Regions from separate parts of the Mus musculus genome. Here regions 1 and 3 are each linked to region 2. The links are chromatin loops, found by intact Hi-C in ENCODE. Cell type or tissue: heart. All regions are shown on one strand.

What was found. Hi-C counts contacts between places; a loop is a spot of excess contacts. Peaks named below come from ENCODE experiments on the same cell type or tissue, not always from the same donor. Only the 100,000 strongest peaks of a DNase experiment are listed, where the experiment ranks them.
Region 1: a loop joins it to region 2, with 6 times the contacts of the local background. A loop is called at or near these places in 15 of 42 quality-filtered maps.
Region 3: it touches region 2 in a loop (9-fold over the local background); 13 of 42 quality-filtered maps call a loop at or near these places.

What each region holds. Positions count from the first base shown.
Region 1 is chr10:37,074,676-37,082,675 of GRCm38, reverse strand. No RefSeq gene overlaps it. Among named protein-coding and RNA genes, the nearest start is that of Marcks, 60 kb to the left of the region's middle. In heart, no CTCF peak of the experiment used is centred here; DNase peaks (open chromatin) are centred at 2,885, 4,015 and 4,735; H3K27ac peaks cover 2,213 bases.
Region 2 is chr10:37,133,917-37,141,916 of GRCm38, reverse strand. Marcks (myristoylated alanine rich protein kinase C substrate) reads left to right here and starts at 2,991. Exons shown (of 2, transcript NM_008538.2): 1 at 2,991-3,483; 2 at 4,982-8,000. The coding sequence starts at 3,382. The coding sequence ends at 5,809. It overlaps 5930403N24Rik (RIKEN cDNA 5930403N24 gene), which reads right to left and starts at 2,385. Exons shown (of 3, transcript NR_166104.1): 1 at 1,172-2,385. In heart, a CTCF peak has its summit at 4,812 (motif pointing left); DNase peaks (open chromatin) are centred at 676, 2,966, 4,156, 4,756 and 4 weaker places; H3K4me3 peaks cover 7,164 bases; H3K27ac peaks cover 6,064 bases.
Region 3 is chr10:38,550,808-38,558,807 of GRCm38, reverse strand. No RefSeq gene overlaps it. Among named protein-coding and RNA genes, the nearest start is that of Gm22911, 61 kb to the left of the region's middle. In heart, a CTCF peak has its summit at 4,413 (motif pointing right); no DNase peak of the experiment used is centred here; H3K4me3 peaks cover 717 bases; H3K27ac peaks cover 783 bases.

The sequences.
Region 1 (8,000 bases), 59 kb after region 2:
AAGATGCACAAAGCAGTGTAATAATAACGCACTCTACTACATATAGCTCAGGGTGAATGTATGTGTCAAAAAGCAAAAGTTTGTTTGGGGTTCATTTTAAGGCAGGCTGTCATGTAGCCCAGGCTGATCCAGGATGTACAATGTCAAGCTCTGGATTCTCTTGCCTTCACTTGCCAAATCCATATATTATGGGTATGCACTACCACATCCAGCCTGAAAACTTTACTAGCAGAGGGGCAGGAAGCTATCAAGAGTTCCACTTGGGAAAGAGCAGGAGAAATGACATAGATCAGGTTTATCACTATAGCTTGCCTCAATGACTGAAGGCCAGGGTCCAGGGCCATTTGCAAATAGCAAGCCAGCAGTTATTCAAATCGCTTCTGCTTGTAACCCGTGCAAATCCTCCCACATACAGAAATGCTATATAAATTATTGCTAACTATTTTGTTTCAGGAACAATGAAAAGGAAAGAGCATGTACATGCTTAAATCAGGCATCTATTTTTCCCTGTGTGTGTGTGTGTGTGTGTGTGTGTGTGTGTGTGTGTGTGTGTGTGTGTGAGTGTGTGTGTGTGTGTATTCAGAGCTGGTAGTACCCACAGAACCTGCAGACATGCAGGATGGAGTGCCTATGAGACCATACAGCTGAGAAGTTCTGCTACTGGCTTGTTTCTCCTGATTATAAGTCACTTGGCTCAGTATTCTCTAGGTCATTCCTCACTTCAAAAGGAGAAGCATTGTGGTGGTAGATAATGCAAGGGTTAGGGAGTGTTGGCCACAAAGAAGGCTTCATTTTCTAGCAGTCAAGGGCTTTATTGCCATCCACAGTAGGCCAAGAATAATTCATTGCTGCCTCCTTGAGCAGCTGTTCCTTAATTCTATTGTCACCACAGAGTCAATCAAAAGAGAATAAGGAAGTTTATTATTTTGATTTGTTTCTTTAAACCTGAAAAATCAGGAAATAAGCCTGCAGTCATAAAAATATATAAATTCAATCCCAGTTCCTCAGTCAGGAAAAGTACCAGGCCTTGTAAGCTAAGCAAACTTAACTGCATCACTACTTAGACATACCCCCCACCGAAGGACCTGATAGCATTGCCAGGCCAGGCCATGTAGAGCCAAACTGAGCCCAGCCATTCATGCAGCTCTGAGGGAGCAAGAGAGAAAGTGGACAGTGCCCAGTGCACAGCAAGCGACACCTCTTTGCTTATATATATAACTCTCAGTAAGATGGCTACAGATCACATTTCCGGGCAAATTTTCTACTTGAAATTAAAACATGTGTATTGGGGGCTTCTATTAAGCTTTTTTGGTTTTCACAATAAATTTCTGGTTATGTTGTCTTACCTAAGGTTCCTATTCCTCTGAAGAGACACCATGACCAAGGCAAACTCTTATAAAGAACGACATTTAATTGGAGCTGGCTTATTGGTTCTGTGTTTCAGTCCTTCCATCATCATCATGGTGGGAAGCATGGCAGCATCTACGCAGGTCTATCTTATTCTGAATGCAAACAGGAGAAGGCTGAGCATCCTCAAGCAGCTAGGAGGAGGCTCTTAAAGCCCACCTTCACAGTAACACACTGCCTCCACAAAAGCCACACCTACTCCAACAAGGCCACACCTCCTAATAGTGCCACTCCCTGAGCCAAACATATTCAAACCACCACATATGCTTTTGCCAATAATACAAGATCTTCAGGGGAGTAGATTTTCCACTCCGTTTAACACATACAGTTCCCTAGGTGCTAGCATCTAGAAGGGAGGTGACAATGTAGGAGTGAATGGGATAGCAGGCACTACCTGTGTGCTGCAGTCACCTTGTTCTGTCTGGACCTCAGCCCCACCTCCACCTTCTCAGAATCCCTGCCCAGAGGATGCCTACCTCATTAGTTGTTTGATCCCAAGATAAACAGCCTGTCTTAGTCAGGGTTTCTATTCTTACACAAACATCATGACCAAGAAGCAACTTGGGGAGGAAAGAGTTTATTCAGCTTGCACTTCCACATTGCTGTTCATAACTTAAGGAAGTCAGGACTGGAACTCAAGCAGGTCAGAAAGCAGGAGCTGATGCAGAAGCCATGGAGGGATGTTTCTTAGTGGCTTGCTCAAGATCAAAAGTAACACTTTCATTAATACAATTTTTGGAAAGAGTTGAAGCTTTGTACCCTTTTTATTATTATTATTTGTGGGTGTCTTTTTTTCTTTTTTGTTCTAAGAGTATAACCCACGTATAGGCCCTTTAGTCAATTCTCATTTTCCTTATTTACTTATTTCATTAGATATTCTTGTTTTATTATTTATGCTGTTTTTTGTTTTTGAGTAAGAGTCTCAAGTGGTCCAGGCTAGACCTTGAACTTCTGATCTTCCTGTTTTCATCTCCCAAATTCTGGGATTACAGTTATCTACCCACCACACACATCAATCCTCATATTCTAAGGTCACTTGAAAAACTTTTTTTACTGAGTGGATTTGCCATTAACCTAATACAAAATTAGATTAGTTCTTGTTTCATTTTGAATTTTTATACTCATGTCCTAAAATATTAGCAATATAGTCTATTTGTCTTCCACAGGGGCATATAAAGAAGTCATTCTTCATTTCTCTTTACAGCTGTATAATATTTCCTTGTATAGAGATATCCCAGTTAAGATTTGTCTGCTGAAAAGCATGTGAGTTCTTTCAATAGTCTTATGGAAACATCTTCTGAGATCTGCCAGCACACCTGTACAGTAATTTACATGATGGAGCACTAAATGCAAAACAGTCAATAAAATATCTTTAAGCTGCATAAGTGTGAGTAGCAGTCATGCGGAGCAATGGTCCTCGTTTCCAAGCTCAGGGAACAGAAGGAGCCTTTGGTTCCTGGCAAAAGTCAGCAATTGTCTCTTCCAGAAAACTCATTGAGTCCTCATAGCAAAGAACTTTTTGGAAGTATACCAAACATGTCCCAAAGGAAATAAATTCTTGTTAGTAGCACTCTGGATAGGCGTGGACCACTGCCACACACCAAGTGGAATCCATGTTATGTATGCATAAAAAAAAATTAGGCAAAGTCTAAACTGATCTTAAAACTCCCCTGGAAAGCGTCGTATTGGAGACTGCCACACAGTGAATGCATGCAGCTGTATTTCCTCTGACGTGAAAACCTAGCAATGTGAGTTCAGTACTGGGTGAAAAACTCCTGGATGCTCAGTACAGGTCATTTGCCACCAAGTGCAGCAAAGAAGACAATTAGTATCAACCATTCTCTTGGAGGTTGAGCCTGGTTGCTATAAGGGCATGTGATGTGTCTCCAATGAAGGCAAATGTAGGCAAAAAATATGGCACTTTACAAGAATGTTGCTCTAAATGGAGATAAAGCAATATGTAGTCCATTTTAAAAGATTTTTAAAATGTGTGTGCGTGAGTATTTGTCTGTGTTTAGGTGAGTACAGGCGTCCAGAGTCAAGAAAAAGCTGAAAGTCAGGACTTTCAGAGTTGGCATTAACAGGTGACTGTGGATCAGGGAGGAGCTCAGAGCAATGCCATGCTTTTAACCACTGAGCCATCTCTCCAGCACCCTGCATTTCCTATTTTTAAATTCAGTTTTTAATTCCTTATGCACATTATCATAAGGCTCCACTGCCACTTCTTTTATTTCCACAAGCAAGGCACATTCTTGACCAACAGCTGTGCAGCAAAGGGTTCCTCCACAAATAATCCAGTAAATTCCCATGAAGCTCCATTTAAAAAAGAGATGTCTGCCCAGGGGAGAATCTAGCTGTGTCTGGTGACTCCCCTATGACATCTAAGAGTAATCTTTGCCAAGCGATTGTTACAAAAAAAGAAACCCCGAAGTTATACTATCAAGCAGAAAACAAAACAAAGAATGTCATGGAAAATGTCAGTACAGGTCATCACTGGTCTGGGCCTTCGGTGTGGAACGTGCATGCTGAAAGCCAGCATGGAAAATCTTTGCCCTGCATCTATGCAGAGCAGGAAGCAGCTCCCAGCAGGCCTTGCTCTTCAGACTGGCCTGTGTTGAACTTGGCAGGCTGCCTACTGCTTCAGCTCCTGGACCTCAGGCTCATTGTTCCAGGGCCACGGGCAGCATTTAAGACATAATAGGCCTATGTGACTACTTAGGGTTCCCAGCACAGAAAAGGACTTAGTCCTTATCTAGTAACAGCAAGCTGAATGCACGTTAAAAGTCTTTAGAAGAAGCAGATTTTTTTTCCCCGTTTCTATTCTTATTTGTATTTTTGGCTGATGAATTCCACTTGCATTGGGGCTCTGGAAACAGAAACAGGATGAGTTAAGTCAAAAGAAAAAACAAGCATGGCCTTTTGTGGAACCCTGGGAGGTATTTAGAGCCTTGTGTCTTAAGAGACTGGATGCCTTTTTGCTTTCCTGACCCAAGCTATTTTTTTCTTTTCTAATTGCCAGCCTTGGTAGCTATCAGTACTCAATACCAACCGACAGGTCGTGTGGATATTTTTCTACACTCTAAAGCCATTTCAAACACAAGAAAGTGTGGCTTACTCATCGTTTAGTCAAAAGGGAGAAAAGACCCTTTCCACTCTCCAGACTGCCATAGGCATTGTGTAAAAGTCACATGGTTGGATGCTGATAAACCCTCAAGACAGTGTCAGACATGGTGGCACAGGGTTTGAGGCCAGCCTGGGTGGTATACAGCCGCAGACCTCTACCTGCCCTGGTGCACACTGAAGGATCCTGTTGGTGCCACAGGGGTTTCCTGGGCTGTAGACCTTAGCAGGCTCTTTGCACCCCCACTCTACCTTCTACCCCAGAGCACAGCTGGTAGTTCCCCCAGGCCAGAGGTACAGCTCAGCCTCCATGCCTTTGGTGTGGCTCTGACTCTCCCTGTAGCAAAACCCAGCGTCCTGGAGAGTCAGGCTCCAGAAGGTGTTTGTTGAATTGAAGGAGGGGTCCTAGTTACCTACCTCCACCAAACCCCACCCTCGGATGCAGCCAGCTGGCCCTCAGTGCTGGTTTCCATTCCTCTCCTCTCTTGCTTTTGTTTATTCCAGACGCCAGGACCCCACTGTGGAGTCTGAAAGCAAGGTCTGGTCACTCAAATGACTTGTCCTAGTGTTGTCTTCTTGACCTTCTTGAACTGATGTCAAGGGAGGAACTTTGTTCCTTTAGGACATTGTGCTTTAGAAACATATTTAGCAAGGCTGGAGGACAGACGGAATGGGTGCAGCTTAGGTGTCATCTTTGGGGGTGACCTTTGCTCCAGACATGATCATCAGCCTATTTTAAGTTTTTACACTAAAGTCACTCTAAAGGCAATAGGCAATAGGTTTCAAAGGCATGAACTACTCCGAGCTTGTTCTGAAATGAATGAGAAGGCAGATCTGATGTTACTGGCACGGATATTCTTTATTCCATTTGCGTACAACGCTATGCTTGAGATCCTCTTACCTCAGCACAGAGAGCCTGGATCTCTTGTTTTTTTGTTTGTTTGTTTTTCCTTCAGTTTTAAGTCCAAAGGGACTTTAGGGGTAAAGGCCTCTCTAGTGTTGGCAGGTAACACCTAGTGGTAGATAGCCTCATTAGCATTAGCTAATGCCTCAAGGCATTAGCACATTTGCTGGCCTGGAGGATGACTCCATCCCTCATAATCAGCTTTGCCCCTTGTTAATTAATGTGCCTTACCAAAAGGAGGAAGGCAAGGCAAGGAGACCCTGTGGAGGTCTGTGAAGGGGAAACAACTCCTTCCTAGCCCAGAAAGTAGGATCTAGGGTTACCACTCACCCTAACTGGAGATCTAACAAGGAAAAACTATTGTCCCTTTCTGTAGGAACTAGTCCACTCTGCCTGCCAGAGGGCCACTCCTCAGAAAAGCTGATTTACCCGAATTCCTGCTAAAACCAGAGTGTGTGTGTGCGTGTGTGTGTGTGTGTGTGTGTATGTGTGTGTGTGTGTGTGTGTGTGTGTGTGTGTGTGTGTGTGTGTGTGTGTGCCGGTGGAGTGAATTATCCCCGTAATGAGATAATGTATTTTACCTTCAGAAGCCCCTCCCTGATTCAGTTGCTTGCAAATCCTGAGTGCTAAGCCTGCCTGCTTGCCAGGGTCCTAACTCAGAAGGAGTACCTTTTCCTTTCCCTTCCTTTTTACTCCTTCTTTGGATACTGACCCAAATCCCAGGGGCTGTACTCTCCCACAGTTTTCGCTGAGGACCCTAAGCCCTTTGCACATCTGTTTGATGGCTTCTGCTTATTTGTACTCCCTTCCTCTTACCTATTTCCCTCCTTCGCACAGCTGCTGGGATCTACGCCTTGACTGTCCTCTTATTTTTCTCTCAAACTCTAGTAAAATGGTTCTAAAGCTTCCTTCTAAGTCCACTTTTAAGTTGTATTGTTAATGGAATTAGGAGCTGACAAAAGGGACTCCCAAATGCTTGATAACACTTCTGCCTGATAAAAGCCACCCAAGAAACTCAATGCCTTATTCCAGAAGTAAACTAGAAATTCACAGCCCCATTCCATATTAGTTCTGATTAATGGTACTAAATAAATGACAGAGTATAGTTACTATCCCTGGGCCCTCCCCATTCCGTGACTGTCTCAGGGAATGACCCGTTCCTATCTCTCCTCATTTGTAGACTTCCCTTAATAGGCTGTGTCCAGGGTGCTTGGTCTCTTGTTCAGGGTATCTGTGTACTCTCAAGCATTCTCAAGCCTGCCTCCATTGATTAGCTCAGACTTCCTCATAGTGTGGAGGCTTCAAGACCTTAGATTGCATAGAAACTGAAAAATTTAGGACTCAGTATTCTAGTAAGCAAGGTAGACAATGTTTTTCACATCTTGTCTTAGAATTTACCTAATATTAATTATGTTATACTTTATTGGACAAGTGTGTGTAAGTGTGTGTGTGTGTGTGTGTGTGTGTGTGTGTGTGTGTGTGTGTGTGAAAGAGAGTAAGAGAGAGAGAGAGAGAGAGGCAGAGAGAGAGAGAGACAACGAGAATGTGGGCCCTTCCTCTTCTCCAGTACATCTAGGCTGCTACATATTGGAAGTTGAAGATGTGTGGTTTCTAAGGCTAAGGCTCAGTGTTCGTGACACATACATCTGGGCTTTGGAAATGTTTAACCTGAGACCATGTTAGATGAACAGGCAGGCAGAAGCTAGCTTCATAGTTGGACCGCTGCACAGAGTAAAATATATGGCCAACTGTGATGGTTTATATATTCTTGGACCAGGGAGTGGCACCATTTGGAGGTGAGGCCTTGTTGAAATAAGTGTGACCTGGTTGAAGTAGGTGTGCCACTGTGGGTGTGGGCATAAGATCCTCACCCTAGTTGCCTAGAAGTCAGTCTTCCACTAGCAGCCTTTGGATGAAAAAACTCTCAGCTCTGCCTGCGCCATGCCTGCCTGGATACTGCCATGCCTTGATGATAATGGACTGAACCTCTGAAACTATAAGCCAGCCCCAAGCAAATGTTGTTTTTTATAAGACTTGCCTTGGTCATGGTTTCTGTTCACAACAGTAAAACCCTAACTAAGACACCAACCAACAGAAGTCTCTACCATACTTGCTCTGAGCAGAGTAGTTGAACATCTCTGACACTGTCTGGCAGAGCACTCAAACATCTCGAGCCACCAGGCACTGTGACTGTATTTCAGAGTCCAGGTGAGAACCACTTGATCCAGTTAAGCCCTGGGACCACAAGAGATGATGATAAGTTATTACTTATACCTTTAAATTCTGCTTGGCTTGTTGGTGCAGTTCAAACTGCAGTCTCTTCAGCTGTCCCATTCCCCAGTATGGCTCTGTCCTCTGAATCCCCTGGCCTTTAGCATCAGTAACCTACTTCAAAGAGGTTTTCGTCGATGGTTGTTGAGCACGGACTCTTACATTTGGGAGGATGTTCTTAGACATGATATAAGACATGACCACAGTCATCTAGAAAAGAAATCAGTGTAGAGACAGTGGGAGAAAGAGTATGAAAAGACGGAGAGAGTTATTCTGCCTGAAGTGCATTGTCCAGAAG
Region 2 (8,000 bases):
TAGCTATGGTGCCACCAGGTCAGAATAAATGGGAGCACAGAGCTGGCAGTAATAGCACACCCCTGTTAGTCGCTAGCAGTTGAGAAATAGACCCTGTGAATCATGAGTTTTAGACTAGTCTGGGCTCCAAAGGGTTGGAGGTCAGCCTGTATTGCACAGTAAGACTCTGTACACTCATACACACCACATCCCTCCATAAACAGTGCAAATGGAGAATAAAAGTCTGTGTTCCCTTTTGAGTTGGCTATAGGCGCCTGCTTCCAATTTTTAATGTCCTTATGGGTTCTTTAATCTCACTTATATAAATGCATTTGGCGGGTGTTTCCCCGCCTCCCCCCCCCCCCAAACCCTTAACTCTACGGGGAGACCACCAAACTGTAGGGGAACTGCAGCAGGTAAAGACCAGCAGCTCCAATAGCTTGCTGGCATTCCTTAAGGTTCATAGCAAGAGTCAATCTCTTCCCTTTTCCCAGCCCCGCCCCGCTCTCCCATCCACCCGCCTCTTCCATTCTCGCCAGGCTTAGTGGGTGCCTGAGTCGGGGTGGGAGGGGAGGAAAGGGAGAGGGAGATTTCAGAGCTCCGCCCAAACCCGCCTCCCAACCCATTCTCCCGGGGACCGCCAGCTTTCCAACCACACTGGCAATGAGCTTTCTTATCCAAAGGAAATCACGTCTTCAGCTGCAAAGTAGGGACCGCGGGGGGGGGGGGGGGGGGACAGCCCGCGTGTTTACTCTCGTTGGCTCTCTCCCGCGCTGCTGCAGGGACGGATTGGCTCTCCCGCTCCCCTGACGCTCACGGGCTCCGCCCCGGAGCGGCCATCTGCTCCTCGTGGGTCCTGGGGTCTCCTCCTGACCCACTCCCTCCGCCCCTCCTCTCGCGCCCCTCCCCGCCCCCACTCCGCCGGGCTCCGCCCCTTCCCCCTCCCGGCGCCTGGGGCTCCGAATCTTCCCCGCGGTTGCCCCGGAGACGAGCCGATACCAGGCAAATAGGCATTGGAGAAAGAAAAGGGGGGAAAGCTGCACGACAGCCTGTTAACAAAGGAGCCACAAAAGCAGCCCCCGAATGTCTGGGAGAAAAAATCCGAAAGCGAACTAGCAATCATCCCAATTTAAAACCGGAGGGAGACGCAGAGGAAGGGGCAAGGTTCCCGTGGGGTGGGTGCACAGATTGCCTTTTGAGCCTTTGGGAATCTCCTGGATGGTGGTGTTGGACCAGCCCAGTTGACTTTTCAAGTTGGAACTGCTAATGAGGGATTCGTGTCCATCCTGGCGGCCGGGTTCTCGGGCCAGTCCAGCAGGCTTCCTTACGGGTGCTAACACGTTGGTTGGCAAGACGCGTTTCGACGAAATATTCCTTCCAGGCGCTCCGTGGAATATGACTTTGGGATTTAATAATGTATCTAAAGGTACTGGACAGGAGATGAAACTTCACGCAACGATGTTCTGCTCAGGGACTGTCAAACAGCACTTGAACAAAGGGTTATTGGCTTGAACCAACTGTCCTTTTCACTCAAAGTGTGACCTATTTCCCTACAATGAACAGAAAGTAACTGTTTGACAATTCCGAGCCAACACTAAGAGAAACGAGCCATTCCCTCGACTGCTTCTCGCCTCCATCGTTCACGTTGCAGTCATTAAATGCAAACGCCGAAAGATGTTTTGGATGTTTTCATGAGCGAGACTAGAGGAATATTTATTAAGTTGCATCCTCTATCCCCTCTCCCTTCCAGATACATTAAATCAACGCCTGGTCTTTCACACACTAAAAGCGTCTGGTACTTCGGTGGCAAGGGCTGTAGCGAACGAGAGAGATATCCTACACACCGCTGTAGAGCTTTGCCTTTAGCCTGGGTTAGACGTGGAGTCTCCAGGGATTTTCTTTCTGTCTCTCAACCTTGCAGGCGATTTCTTCTGAGACTAGGACTCGGTCTTTTAGGATTTCCTCGCTGTTGCCTCTCTTCCAGGAGCACACTTGATGCTGTGCACAGACAAGTTCAAAATGAGAGTCCCTCCGATGTTGGCAGCAGGCTAGGAAAACAACCCGTGTCGACGAGAGTAGCTGCCTCCCAACTGTAAATATGGATTCGTACACTCAAGGCTCGGTCTAGTTTTACCACAGAGGAAAATTAATGATGTCGTTTCTTACAGTGATAACATGCTAGCAAGTTTCGATCTTCTGAAAATGGTCCTCACAATGTTTTGTGGAAAAGTGATCGGTAATTGGAATAGTTGGAGAGACGCGATTTGAGGTGCTCCAAGGACCAATTTCAAAATATTTTATTTCACGCCTCTAGGAGAGAAAGGAACGAGCATGGCTTAGGCTGTTTGCTGTTTTTGCGTTTCCCACATCTGGCCTACAGACCTAATTCCAACTGGAGATCTTGCTAGATGAAATTCGATCTTCGTGGTTTAAATACCTTTCAGTGTGGGACGATTTAACAATTGCAGCAGTTTTTTTAAAAAAAGAAACACCCCCCCCCAAAAAAAAAAATCCTTGCGCACTATCTGTGAAACCCTTATGGAGTGCGGAGGGAAAAAATGCTGCTAGCACACAAATCCTACCCATTGTCTTTAACACTCGTATACACACTTATACACGTAAACACACGGGAAAGATGGGGGAGGGGAGAGAATGGCTAGAGACAGACGCGGATATAGACCGGCAAGAGTCAATGCGAGTCAAGTTAAAGCTTTCTCCGCCCCCATCCATAAGTACCCCCTCCCGCGTTAATTAATTCCAAACAAAGCAAGCCAATCAAGACATGCATTATTATTTTCAGGCCGAGGGAGACGAGAAGCACGTATTTTTTAATTGATTTATTTATTTGGAAGACATTAATTCTTGGTCTGAGGCTGATTTTCAAACCGTTTGCAAAGCGCGGCTCCATTGTTCGCCCGGAGCGCAGGCCCCGCCCCCTGCTTTGTGTGCGGCGCGCGGATTGGCCAGCGCGCGCGGGGGCCGCGTCAGCGCCCGCGAGCCCATTCATCTGTGCACTTGGGCGTTGGACCCCGCATCTTATTAGCAACCAGGGAGATTTCTCCATTTTCCTCTTGTCTACAGTGCGGCTACAAATCTGGGATTTTTTTTTATTACTTCTTTTTTTAAAAAAACTACACTTGGGCTCCTTTTTTGTGCTCGACTTTTCCACCTTTTTCCCTCCTTCCTGCGCTGCTGCTTTTTTGATCTCTTCGACTAAAAATTTTTTATCCGGAGTATTTAATCGGGTCTCTTCTGTCCTCCTCGCCACCCCCACCCCCTCCCTCCGGTGTGTGTGCCGCCGCCGCTGTTGCTGCTGCTGCTGCTCGCCCCGTCGTTACACCAACCGAAGGCTCTTTGTTTCCTCTCTTGGATCTGTTGAGTTTCTTTGTTGAAGAAGCCAGCATGGGTGCCCAGTTCTCCAAGACCGCAGCGAAGGGAGAAGCCACCGCCGAGAGGCCCGGGGAGGCGGCTGTGGCCTCGTCGCCTTCCAAAGCAAATGGGCAGGTAAATTCTACCTGTGGTTCTTGGCATTTCTTGGGTGTCTTTCTCTAATCTGGACGCCTCGTCTTCCCTCTGGTCGCGCCCGAGATGCATTCGAGGGAGGGGAGCCTAGCCAGATTCTAGTCTGAAAGTTGAATGGGTAATGATAGCCTAAATTGTCAATTTTTCATAGGAAGGGTACCCTCCACCCCCACCCCAAAGGAGTGGTTCCTAAGGATCCTGGCCAATTCTTGAGTAGACCGGAGGAAGAGTGATAAATCGTCTAAAATGGCGTGGTTTGGAGATTGGCTGAACGTGACTAGTTAGATGCACCCCCCCCCCAACGCCCCTCCAGGTTGCATTTGTATTTGGGGCCACAGTGGTGTTTGGGTGGCTCACGTATTTATTGTCGAGATTGGGTCGTCTTTGAGATTTCTGGTGTGGTTGTGTGTGTGCGCGCGCGTGTGTATGTGTGTGTAGGAAGGGGGGAGCCAACGCGGATGGCGGTGGAGAAAGGCAAGCTGAGAAGGCTTGTCTTATTGTATCCAGAGGCAGTATGCCTCGGGTTCTTGGAAAGGTGGCTGGTTAGAGCCGGACAGGCAGCTTTTCCAAGTGCCTTTGCGATGGCCCTTCCCCTCCCCCTTTGGTAGCTGTGTAATTACACACCCATATGACTTTTCAAATGGTATCCTGGTGTGGTGGGAATTCTCAGTGGGTTTTTGAAGACCCTTTCCTGCCTGCCAAGAAGGGAGCAGTTCTGGTGTTTTGGTCTGGACTGTTCGTGTGAGTGGCACCTTGGCCACCCTCGAGGATTGCCTCAGTGCTGCTGCGACCCAGGCAGAGAGCCATGGTTGGGTGGGCTCAAGAGGTCGGCCATGGGTGGCTGCTTTCCAAACAGCGAGCACCCACCACGCCTCTTTTCCTAGAGCCAAAAAAAAAAAAAAAAAAAAAAAAAAAAAAAAAGGCCTGCTCTAAACCTACCGGGGCAAGACGTGCTCTGTCAAGAGCCTTTAAACCCGTTAAAAATGCAAAAAGGAGCTGCCCGGGCGCACCCCAATTTGCAGAATGATGGGCGAAGGTGGGCGTGGAAGCGGAGGCCAGACTTCAGACATAATGGGTTTTCCCCAGCCCTGCTGGTTGCCGAGCCTCGGAGAGGCCGACCGGGGCAGCCACCTGAGCTTTGTTTGCGGACTCCCGGGCTGCGCGATCCCCAGCTCGGGGGCGCCTCGGCCTGCGGGCAGGGCCCGGCTAGGCAGGGTGGGGTGGCCCCGCCCCTGGGCGCCCTCCCGCCCGCGCCCCGCTGCGCTCCGCGCGGTGGAGGAGCAGCGCCCCCTGCCGGCGCCACCCGGGAACGCGCAGCCCCGGGAGCTCCCGTTGCTCGAGGCGGAGGGAAGGGAACCTGATGCAGGCCTCAGAATGTGGGCGACTTGTGTCCACTCCCCGGCCGCCGGGCACGGAAGCTTGCCCCGCGCGGGTCGGTCGCTCCGAGTGACGCCCCCGTCTTTTTCTTTCTGCCCCGCAGGAGAATGGCCACGTAAAAGTGAACGGGGACGCGTCTCCCGCCGCCGCCGAGCCGGGCGCCAAGGAGGAGCTGCAAGCCAACGGCAGCGCCCCGGCCGCCGACAAGGAGGAGCCCGCGAGCGGCAGTGCCGCGACCCCCGCCGCGGCCGAAAAGGATGAGGCTGCCGCGGCCACCGAGCCGGGCGCCGGCGCGGCCGACAAGGAGGCTGCGGAGGCCGAGCCCGCCGAGCCCAGCTCCCCGGCCGCCGAGGCCGAGGGCGCGTCCGCCTCCTCCACGTCGTCGCCCAAGGCGGAGGACGGGGCCGCGCCGTCGCCCAGCAGCGAGACCCCGAAAAAAAAAAAGAAGCGCTTTTCCTTCAAGAAGTCCTTCAAGCTGAGCGGCTTCTCCTTCAAGAAGAGCAAGAAGGAGTCGGGCGAGGGCGCTGAAGCAGAGGGAGCGACCGCGGAAGGCGCCAAGGACGAGGCTGCAGCCGCAGCGGGCGGCGAGGGGGCCGCGGCCCCCGGGGAGCAGGCAGGCGGGGCGGGCGCCGAGGGCGCGGCGGGCGGAGAGCCCCGGGAGGCCGAGGCGGCGGAGCCCGAGCAGCCGGAGCAGCCGGAGCAGCCCGCGGCGGAGGAGCCGCAGGCGGAGGAGCAGTCGGAGGCGGCGGGGGAGAAGGCGGAGGAGCCCGCGCCCGGCGCCACCGCGGGCGATGCGTCCTCCGCCGCAGGGCCTGAGCAGGAGGCGCCCGCTGCCACCGACGAGGCCGCGGCGTCCGCAGCCCCCGCCGCGTCGCCGGAGCCGCAGCCCGAGTGCAGTCCGGAGGCGCCCCCCGCGCCAACGGCCGAGTAAGCTCCAGAGCCCTCACGCAATTCAAGAACTTTTCCCCCCAGTTTGTTTGTTGGAGTGGTGCCAGGTACTGGTTTTGGAGAACTTGTCTACAACCAGGGATTGATTTTAAAGATTTTTTTTTAAATTTCACATTTTTTTTAAGCAGCAAATTTTTTGTTTTTTGTTTTTTTTAAGCCCCCTTCCCCACAGATCCCATCTCAGATAGTTGTTTCCACCATTCCGACAGGCCGAGGACGTGTTAGACAGCTTCCTCTGCCTTCTTTCTTTACTTTTACTTTTTTTTTTTTTTTTTGGCATCAGTATTAATGTTTTTTGCATACTTTGCATCTTTATTAAAAAAGTGTAAACTTTCTTTGTCAGATCTATAGACATACCCATATATGAAGGAGATGGGTGGGTCAAAAGGAATAACAAATGAAGTGATAGGGGCCACTATGGGAAATTGAAGCAGTGCATAACATTGCCAAGATAATATGCCACTAAAATGGTGGTGGGTGTAAAGGCTTAGGGTTCTTGTCCTTTCTTTCTTTCTTTCTTTCTTTCTTTCTTTCTTTCTTTCTTTTTTTTTTTAAAGAAAAATTATTACGATGTATTTTGTGAGGCAGGTTTACAACACTACACGTTTTGAATAAGAAGGAAAGAGAAAAAAATAAAAACACCAATACCCAGATTTAAAAAAAAAAAAAAAGATCATAGTCTTAGGAGTTCATGTAAACCATAGGAACTTCCTGCTTATCTCATGTTAGCTGTACCAGTCAGTGATTAAGTAGAACTACAAGTTGTATAGGCTTTATTGTTTATTGCTGGTTTATGACCTTAATAAAGTGTAATTATGTATTACCAGCAGGGTGTTTTTAACTGTGACTATTGTATAAAAACAAATCTTGATATCCTTCAGAAGCACATGAAGTTTGCAAGTCTCCACCCTGCCCATTTTTGTAAAACTGCAGTCATCTTGGACCTTTTAAACACAAAATTTTAAACTCAACCAAGCTGTGATACGTGGAATGGTTACTGTTTATACTGTGGTATGTTTTTTGATTACAGCAGACAATGCTTTCCTTTCCAGTTGTCTTTGAGAATAAAGGAGAAACAGATCTTCAGATGCAATGGTTTTGTGTAGCATCTCGTCTCTCGTGTTTTGTAAATACTGGAGGAGCTTTGACCAATTTGACATAGAGCTGGAATGTAACGTTGCTTACAAGCATTGCTATTCAACTCCTGCTTAAGGTGTTCTAATTTTCTGTGAGCACACTAAAAGCAAAAAAATAAATGTGAATAAAATGTACAAATTTGTTGTGTTTTTTTATGTTCTGAGGCTGACTTCTAGGTCTTAGATTAATTTTTTAGGAAGGCCTTGCATGCCATCAAAAGTACATTTGGCTGTGGTTTTTGATAAGAAGTTTTCAAGCTCAGAAATTCATAATCAGTGTCAAATTAAGTATGTAGGAAGATCTTATACTGTGTCAGTTGTTACCATTTACCTGCTTTTAGTTATAGCATGCGAGAATAAGTCCTTTAAGACAAAAGTGGCTTGACCCTAAGACTTTCAAATGTCTTATGAGACTATTTCATAAACTGTTTCCTTGTCATTGCAGGTCCAGAAAGTTACATTTTATAATCAGGAAGAATGTGGAGTTCAGACTGCACATAAGTCATGAAAAGATGGCCAAACCTGTTTAAATGTTGATGGTTTATGTAGTATAAGCCTTAGCGTTTGGCTCGTTTCCAAAGTGTTCTTGAACTGATATGCTATACTTCATGGACAGGTTTCTATAAGGAAGTAATGGTGTTGAATGGACTTATTGTCAGTTTGGGCCATTAGCATAGCTGCAAGCTTGGTTTTGTTTTTGTTTTTTAGTCAAAGTGTTAGCATCTTTTATTCAAATGAAAAGATAATCCTTTATATATTAACTCTTACTAGTTTACTTTCTGCTTATTTTCCATCTCATAACTGGATATTTTTACTTTACTGGACCCTAAACTGAATTCTTTTTATTTTTTACCATTGCTTTATTAAATGCAAAATAGTCTACCTGTTGTGCTCTTTTCTTGAGTAGAGTGCAGGGTGGAGTTCAGGGTAAAGTTGAACCACTCTGGTGGCACCTCAATATTACATCGTATTAAAAAAAGAGATAACAGCATTAGCCTTTCAATAATGTTCCTCTAATTGAAATAATAGATCAAAATT
Region 3 (8,000 bases), 1.4 Mb before region 2:
GCATGTGTGAAATTCCAATAGCTCTTAAGCTAGTGATGGGATTTCATGCTATCCCTCTACTTCATCATGCATATCTTGCTTGGCCAGATGCTATCATTGCTTTCATGATGAGATAACTGTGTGAGATAGATAATTATTTTTCTCCTCCAGTAGTATGCATGGTACTTTCCAATATTCTGAAAGCTGGCCAGTAAGAATGAAGCCTCCAGTTCAGTACCTCTCTGATTTTCCATATTGTGTGACTTCACACAATATGTGTATCTTCAACAGTATCTTCCCAAAGAGTCTTGGAGGGGACCCAAGAGCACTGGAAATAGTCTGTAATTGTATGAAGGTTTATGGATCACCTTTGGCCAACAACTCAAAATGATGTAATCCGTTTCTGATACTGGGTTTTTATTTGCTACCATGTGGTATTTAGTTGGGGTATTGACCTCCAGTTATAGAGTATCCCAATTTAAAATACTTTTATATGCATATATGTATCTATTTTACAGTACTAGGTTTTCACATGGCTTTTCAAAAGGTCTTTAGTGGTATTTAGTCCTCTCCATATTCCATGCTCTACTCTTACTATCCCCAACCATTTAATCTTTCCTGGATCATCATTCCCCATTTTTTTTTTTTTTGCATTATGTCACTACTGGATTCTATTTCCCATTCCTTGAGTGATTCTCTCCTCCTTTACCATGCTCTCTCACTAGTTTTCTAACATCTGTGAGTATTTAAAGTGGAGCATGCATATCTAAAGAGTCAAAGCTAATATTCACATGAGAAAAATTATGAGTTATTTGTTTTTCTGGGTCTGGATTACCTCACATAGAATGGTTATTTCCAGTTCCACCCATTTACTTGTGAATTTTGGTTTTCTTAACTGCTGAACACATGTCATTGTGTAAATATTCCATATTTTCATTATTCATTGACTATCTGATGGTCATATAGGCTGCTTCCATTTGGCAGAGGACTGATATCTAGAATATACAAAGAACAACAAGAACAACAAAGAAAAAAACAAAAAAAAATTAACAGTCGAACTAAAAATGCAACATTGAGCTAAGCAGAGTTGTCAAAAGTTGAAACATAAATGGCTGAGAAACATTTTTTAAAATGTTCAGGGGTTTGGAGAGACATTTAAGAGTTTAAGAGTGCATATTGCTCTTGCAGACAACCTGGTTTCAGGTGTCAAAACTCACATACTGGCTTACATCTTGTTTGAATAGGTAAGGCCCCCATAGACTCATGTGTTTGAATGTGTGGCCCATGGGAGTGGCACTATTAGGAGGTGTGGCCTTGTTGGAGGAAGTGTGTCACTGTGGAGGTGGGCTTCGAGGTCTCTGAAGCTCAAGCCAGTTCTTTCCTTGATACATGCTGATCAAGATGCAGAACTCTTGACTCCTACAGTGCCATGTTTTCCTGTAGGATGCCATGCTTCTCATCATACTAACAATGGACTAAAACTGCTAAACTGTAATCAAGCTTTAATTATAAGAGTTGCCTTGGTTGCGGTGTCTCTTCACAGCAATGAAACCCTAAGACACAATCCCATCACTCCAGTTGATCTGATGCCATCTTCTGCCCTCCTCAGGCACTGTGTGCACAGACATATATCCAGGAAAACCTTTCATACTCATTAAATAAATAAATAAATAAATAAATAAATAAATCTTATTTTACAAAAACAAACAAGAACAGCAACAATAAAAACCAACCACTCATCAATCATTATCCATCAAGAAGAGCAAATTAAAACCACATTGAATGGCCCCAGTGTGACAAGTGTGAATAGCTCCAGTTAGAATGTATAATTTTAACACTAAACAAACAAATTACAAAACCAAGTAACAGTATGTTGGCATAGACATATAGAAAAGGAAACATTTATGCATTACTGGTGATAGCATAAACTGGTGTAACCACTATGGAAATCAGTGCAGAGATTCTGAGAAAAGCCAGAAATATATTTACCACATCATTCAGCTATATCCTACCCCTAAGCTTGTATCAAGGACTATACATCTGACTGAAGAGAAACTTGCCCATTAATATTCATTGTTATTCTGCTCACAATTGCCAGGAACCATTTGTCATATGTCAAAATCTTGGTTTTGCACTTGGATAGTTAGTTCAACTTTGTATTCTAGTTCCTGGCTTTCACTGGCTTCTGAAATCTCAGGCGCAATGGGAACTGAGATGTATTTTTTGAGATTTGAAGGACTAAAGAGCAGAGTTATTATAGTGAATGAATTCTCTGTACTTCAGTTTTTCTGATGAGGACAAGGTAGTCTTTTTTATATCAAAGTACTCTTTGGTATAGAGAAATATGAGAAACTTGAAGGGTCATAAGATAAATGAGTTAGGTAGGACTGGGCTGGAATTCCAGCTTCTTCAGAGATATAAATTTAACATAATTTAAACTTTGAGGGTCTCTCCACTCTTACTTGTAAGATGAGAACCACATTGTGACATACTGAGAAATCTGTGAGCATTAAGTAAGACAACTATGCATGTTGGATACTATATTGATGATAGTAAATAAATGTCCACTTTGGTGCATTTATGTGCTCTCATAGTTTTGATCAGAAGATGATCTATCTGATTCTCTGGGAAGTTAATAAACCTGCCTTGAGCATCTGATATATGTACATAGGCTCTCTTATGGAGACTACCATTCTCACAAAGTTCATAGACATAAATATCATACGTCACAGCTCAGAGCTTTTAATGTGTTGGGCACAAATGTAGCTCACACACATTAAAGCCTGTATGGTACTGTGGCATTGTGCTCTCTGCAAGTTGGTGCCACAATCTCACTTCTAATGAAAGTATGGTCATAAGCTGACTTCATAGTATGCCATAGCGTTTAGCCTGCAACTTATCACCTCTTCTTGATGCCATCCTAATTTAATCTTGACACTGAAGCATTTACAATGAGATAAAATTATTAATAATGATAATCTAGTCAGGTAAATGATGTTCACTTTCATTTTATCTTGTTCCTTGAACGAGGATGCTTTCTTGTGAAAGGTGAAACAGTGTCAAAGTTGTGAATCATAGTTTCACATTCAAAATAATGAGAAATCATATCTTCCTGCCTTTGCAGCTAAGAGAAGGAAATAGGGTTATTTCCATACGACTCTCAAGAATAAAGAAAAATAATCTGTAAAAAGCTTTACTCATGTCACCTCTCATTCTACTTTGAAGGGACATAACAAAATCAGAAGCAAGATGGGTTCAGTGTATTTGTGTTCACTCTAGAAATGGTAAGACAACATTTATTTCCACCTAGAACTGTCTTGGATCATGGCAGCAGTGTTTTTAAGAGGTCTCATATCTCTCAGAATGCACACAGTGATGTCCAGCATGCCACACAGTTACACAAAACACTTATTCAGCATAAAGTATCTTCATGGGGGCCCTACCGCCCTTACCCCTCGTTTCCACTTTCCACCCTCCAGTCCTCCCTTGGGAAGATGCATGCCTGTTCCATTTATGCTCAGCACCAGTGTTGCCATGGAAACTCTCCTCCTTTTCTCTACCCTCCCCAGTTACCAAGCACAGCTCTGGACTCAGTGCCAAGACCTCCTCTGTACAGACTCAATATTCTTTCAATGTTTAGACAAATCTGTTCGAAAACCTTGTTTACATTTTTTCCCACAACACCATAGCTTCGAGTCGGGGCCATCCATTTCCCATGGATCTGCTTATATTCTGGACATGGTTTCTTTTCTTTTTTCTCCACCATAGCTCTAAAATAAAATTGTATCATTTGGTCTAATTCTTAATAGGACATAAAAGGCAACTCAGGGTCAGAGTCCACCCTTACAGTCAATTTTATCCAGTCCAGAGTAGAATTTAATACTTTTTGTATACTATTTTTTTTTTACTTAAAAAATTTTGTTTAATAAATGCAGCATTAACACATGTTTAAAAACAAGAAACTTTCCTTTAATTAGCTTTAGTTGCATGTTTGTTACAGTCATCTGTGTATCTTACGTTATGCCAGACATTAATTAGTATTCAGATATACAAATAATATGTTGGCTTCACATTGCTTAATCTTACAGGTATGTTTTAGGCTGCACATTTTCTGTAGAATTTAAAAGTCTTGCTTATGGTTTAATTCTTGATTCCTATATTTAATGACGCAATTCACTGATGAAACTAAACCAAAATTAATGTTGTTGTGATGATATTTTATCCTTCTCCCCATTTAAAAATTGCCAGTTATGCCTGCAGAATTCCTAAATGTTAAACGTAGGTTTAGCTTAAAAAAAAAATACTTACTTTGCCTTTTTATTTTAAGAAACTTGAACAGGTCAGTTCAACTCAGTGAACTATGCTGACATTTACATATTTTCACAGTAAACATGTATTTTTAAATCATTACTAGGAAAAAAATACCTCTGATCAACAGAAGAGGGAGCAATATTCCCTCCTTTTTTACACAAAATACTGTGGGGTTGTTTTCTCACCTTTCCCTCCTAAACATAAGCCTCCTCTATCGTAATCTCTGCTGCTGCTTTTCTCTTTCCCTTTTCTAATTTTTTTGAGGGGAAGTGGAGGAGGGGTGCGCAGTGGTGGCAGGAGTAGGACCACCCAGTTCGATCAAGGAATCAAAGGTTAAATTCTTTCTGGTTTGTTACTATCTCTCAGGATATAGTTAAACGTTAGAAATCTTTGTCGTCTGTATATTTTTACTCGCAACAATACTTACGGGAATGAAATGCGCTGCACCTCCTTACAGAGAAGCCACAACATTGCGCAGGCAGTGGAGTGAATGTGAACGTTTTCCAGCTTGCCTGAGCCAGAGACTCTCTCATTGTTCTCTCTCTGAGCAGAGTAGGAACCGCGCACATCTGAATAACAGAGTCTTTTCTGCCTGGCGCAATCCTGGATTGTTACAGTCTAGAGGCCAGCCATGCTGTCACCGGCACAAATTGATTTAACCATCAATTGCTGTGGTCATTAAAGCTGCTAAAAGTCCCCGCCAAACTGATGAATTGCAACTGAATGTGAAATGAGTGTCTAAGTCTTTTTCCCACCACCTCATATCAAAGGCTATTGTATCCTTGCAAAGTAAAGGGTCGGGGGTTCAGGCTGCTGTTCAACAATGGGCTCTGTCAAAGGACAGAGCTCCATTCACACAAGCACTCCCAATTACAGTTTGCTTTCCATACCTTATTGTATGAAATTTGCATCCAACTAATACATTGAATTATTGGCATACTTTGGGTGTCAAAGGAGTCAATGAATGATTTGTCCTTGAAATACATGGAATCCAAAGCAGCTGCTGGTTCTTGTCTTGACAATGGAATGATTCCCTGGTTTTCCAATGCCTGCAAATGGACTAATTTTCTCCCAGCTCACAGTTAGCACTTGTGGAAGCAGTACACAATTTTTTTCCACATTCACAACTGTGAACTCATTTCTAGAGTTTTGAGAGGAGATACAGAAAAGGAATGGTATTGTCTAGCCTAACAATTATATTATAAACTTTAAAAAAATCAGTATAACCTCCATGAGGCCAATCATTTACTACTACTACTACTACTACTACTACTACTACTACTACTACTACTACTACTACTACGACTACTACTACTACTACTACTATTTGTTTGCTTAAAGTAAAAGGATACATTGTAAAATTAAAACCAACCTTACACATATGTTTAAATACCCAGAAGAACTTTTGTTAATTCTTTTAGGAAGATCATAAATAGGAATTTTTCAGATTTTATGATTAAGCTCCTCAAAGTGTTATGAACTGAGCACACGGCACATGTACACATGTACATATTTGTATGTTGGTATAATGTTTACCCAATTTAGCTGATAACTGAGTTTGCAGACATGAGGGATCACTAAACTGCAATCCTCCAGCTTCTGACACTCAAAGGCAGCAAGGAATTCAGAAAACATTGGGTTTGCTCTCCTTGGTGTTAAGTTTGGTTTTTCCTAGCAGATACTCATCGACCGAACATTTCCCTTCATCTTGAGTCTTGACTTTAATGTGTTACATTATTTGGTTTACCTATGTGCTTGTGTATGCAACTTTAGCAAACTCATCATGGCGGTGTTTTCATGGTGCTCTTAGGGGCAGCTCTGTAAGAGAAACAAGCTTTGGGACATCAGAGAAAGAGAGCATCACTTGTAGTCCCAGCAACACATGGTGTTTATTTTCCTTCCATGGTTCATCCTGCCAGGAAGTATTATCAACTGAGCAAAGACCAGATGTGGAAAACAAAATAAGTATGATTTGATGTTGGAGCAGGGGTGAGTTGGGACAGGATGGGAGAAAGAAAGCAAAGCCAGTGGCCACCATAGTGCTACAGAGAAAACGGGACAAAGAGGGGACCTTCACCACAAAGGTCAGAGGTTCAGGCCACACACCTCTTATAATGAATTGGCAGACAGACCCAGGTTTGTGTTTCCCTAGATTCTATTTACCATAGACTGTTAGTCGCCAGTAACTGTGTAGAAATCCATCAGCAAGAACTGTTACATTGGCCTCCAATTCCAAATGACCCTTAAAGAAGGTCATTTGATTCTTATCTCTAAGGATCTTTTGCTCCTCCTCCACTCAAAACAGGGCCATGGGGAGAAACAGCTCCCTTAATATAAAAGAGAACCTTGCATTGAAATGAAAAGCCCTTCTTCAGTTGTTTAGTAAATGATATTAAGTTGCTAAAGAATGTATAAAGGCATATCCTGGGTCATATTCTTATTGTAAGTTTCCTATAAGTGAATGAAACAGTAGGGTATGTTAACTTTTTAAGCCCTATAATCAGATTAAAATTTTAGCTTAAATTTTTAACTATTTGTATCAAGTCATTACAATTATTACTTATTTAATTAGTAATTTATTGGATATGTACTTTAGACAGTTTGATGAGTGTTTTAGCATTATTTCTTCAAACTCAAGAGAACAGTAAACCTGCCTGCTTTAATTTTTTAAAATTCAAATACATATAATTTGTGCTTTGGGAAAAGTGCATATAGCCAATTAATATAATCTTTCAGTACTATTACAATGAGATGTACAAGACATATATTTACATCCATTTTATAGTTGATGGAAACTGAGTATTAGAGTCTGTTAATGGGTGCTGGAAAGATAGAGGAGGGGTTGAGAGTGCTAACTATTCAGACATGAGACAATAGTTCAGATTCTTTTTTTCTATTAGATATTTTCTTTATTTACATTTCAAATGTTATCTCCTTTCCTAGTTTCTCCTCAGAAAATCCCCTATCTCCCTTCCCGTGCTCTCCAACCCACCCACTCCCATTCCTGGTCCTGATATTCCCCTATACTGGGGCCTGGAGCCTTCACATGACCAAGGGCCTCTCCTCCCATTGATGACCGACTATGCCATCCTCTGCTACATATATAGCTAGAGTCACAAGTTCCACCATGTGTTTTCTTTGATTGGTGGTATAGTTCCAAATAGTTCAGATTCTAATAGCACCCAGGTGGCAAGGCAAGAGTCCAGTGTATGCCTGTAGATTTAGATTCTAGGAAGGTAGAGACCCTGGGATCAGTGGTAGTGGCTGGCTTCTAGCTGAAAGGGAGAGTCTCAAAAGGATATGTAGAGAGTGATAGGGAAGGGTGAGTACCTGACACTTTGGACACAGGTGCATGTTCTGTCACACATACATGTGCACACACCACATACTCATGACGCATTCGCACACTCAAATAGATAAAGATAAATAAATAGATCTTAATTTCTACCAATGTAATGTTCAATAATGAGAAAGTATAAATTAGAACCTTGGTTATGTATATGGAAAGTCCATTCATTTTATTGCAGTGTTTTGTAAATAATTGAAGATTGAAGTGTGATACAGATAATAGTGACCTGGTATATCTTTATTGGACCTTTCATTTGATCTACTGTGTACATTTTTGTACCTTTAACATTTTTATTACCTAAATTCATTCTTTGACAATCTTAGTTATATATATGATATCGTTCTGATTACTGTTACCCACC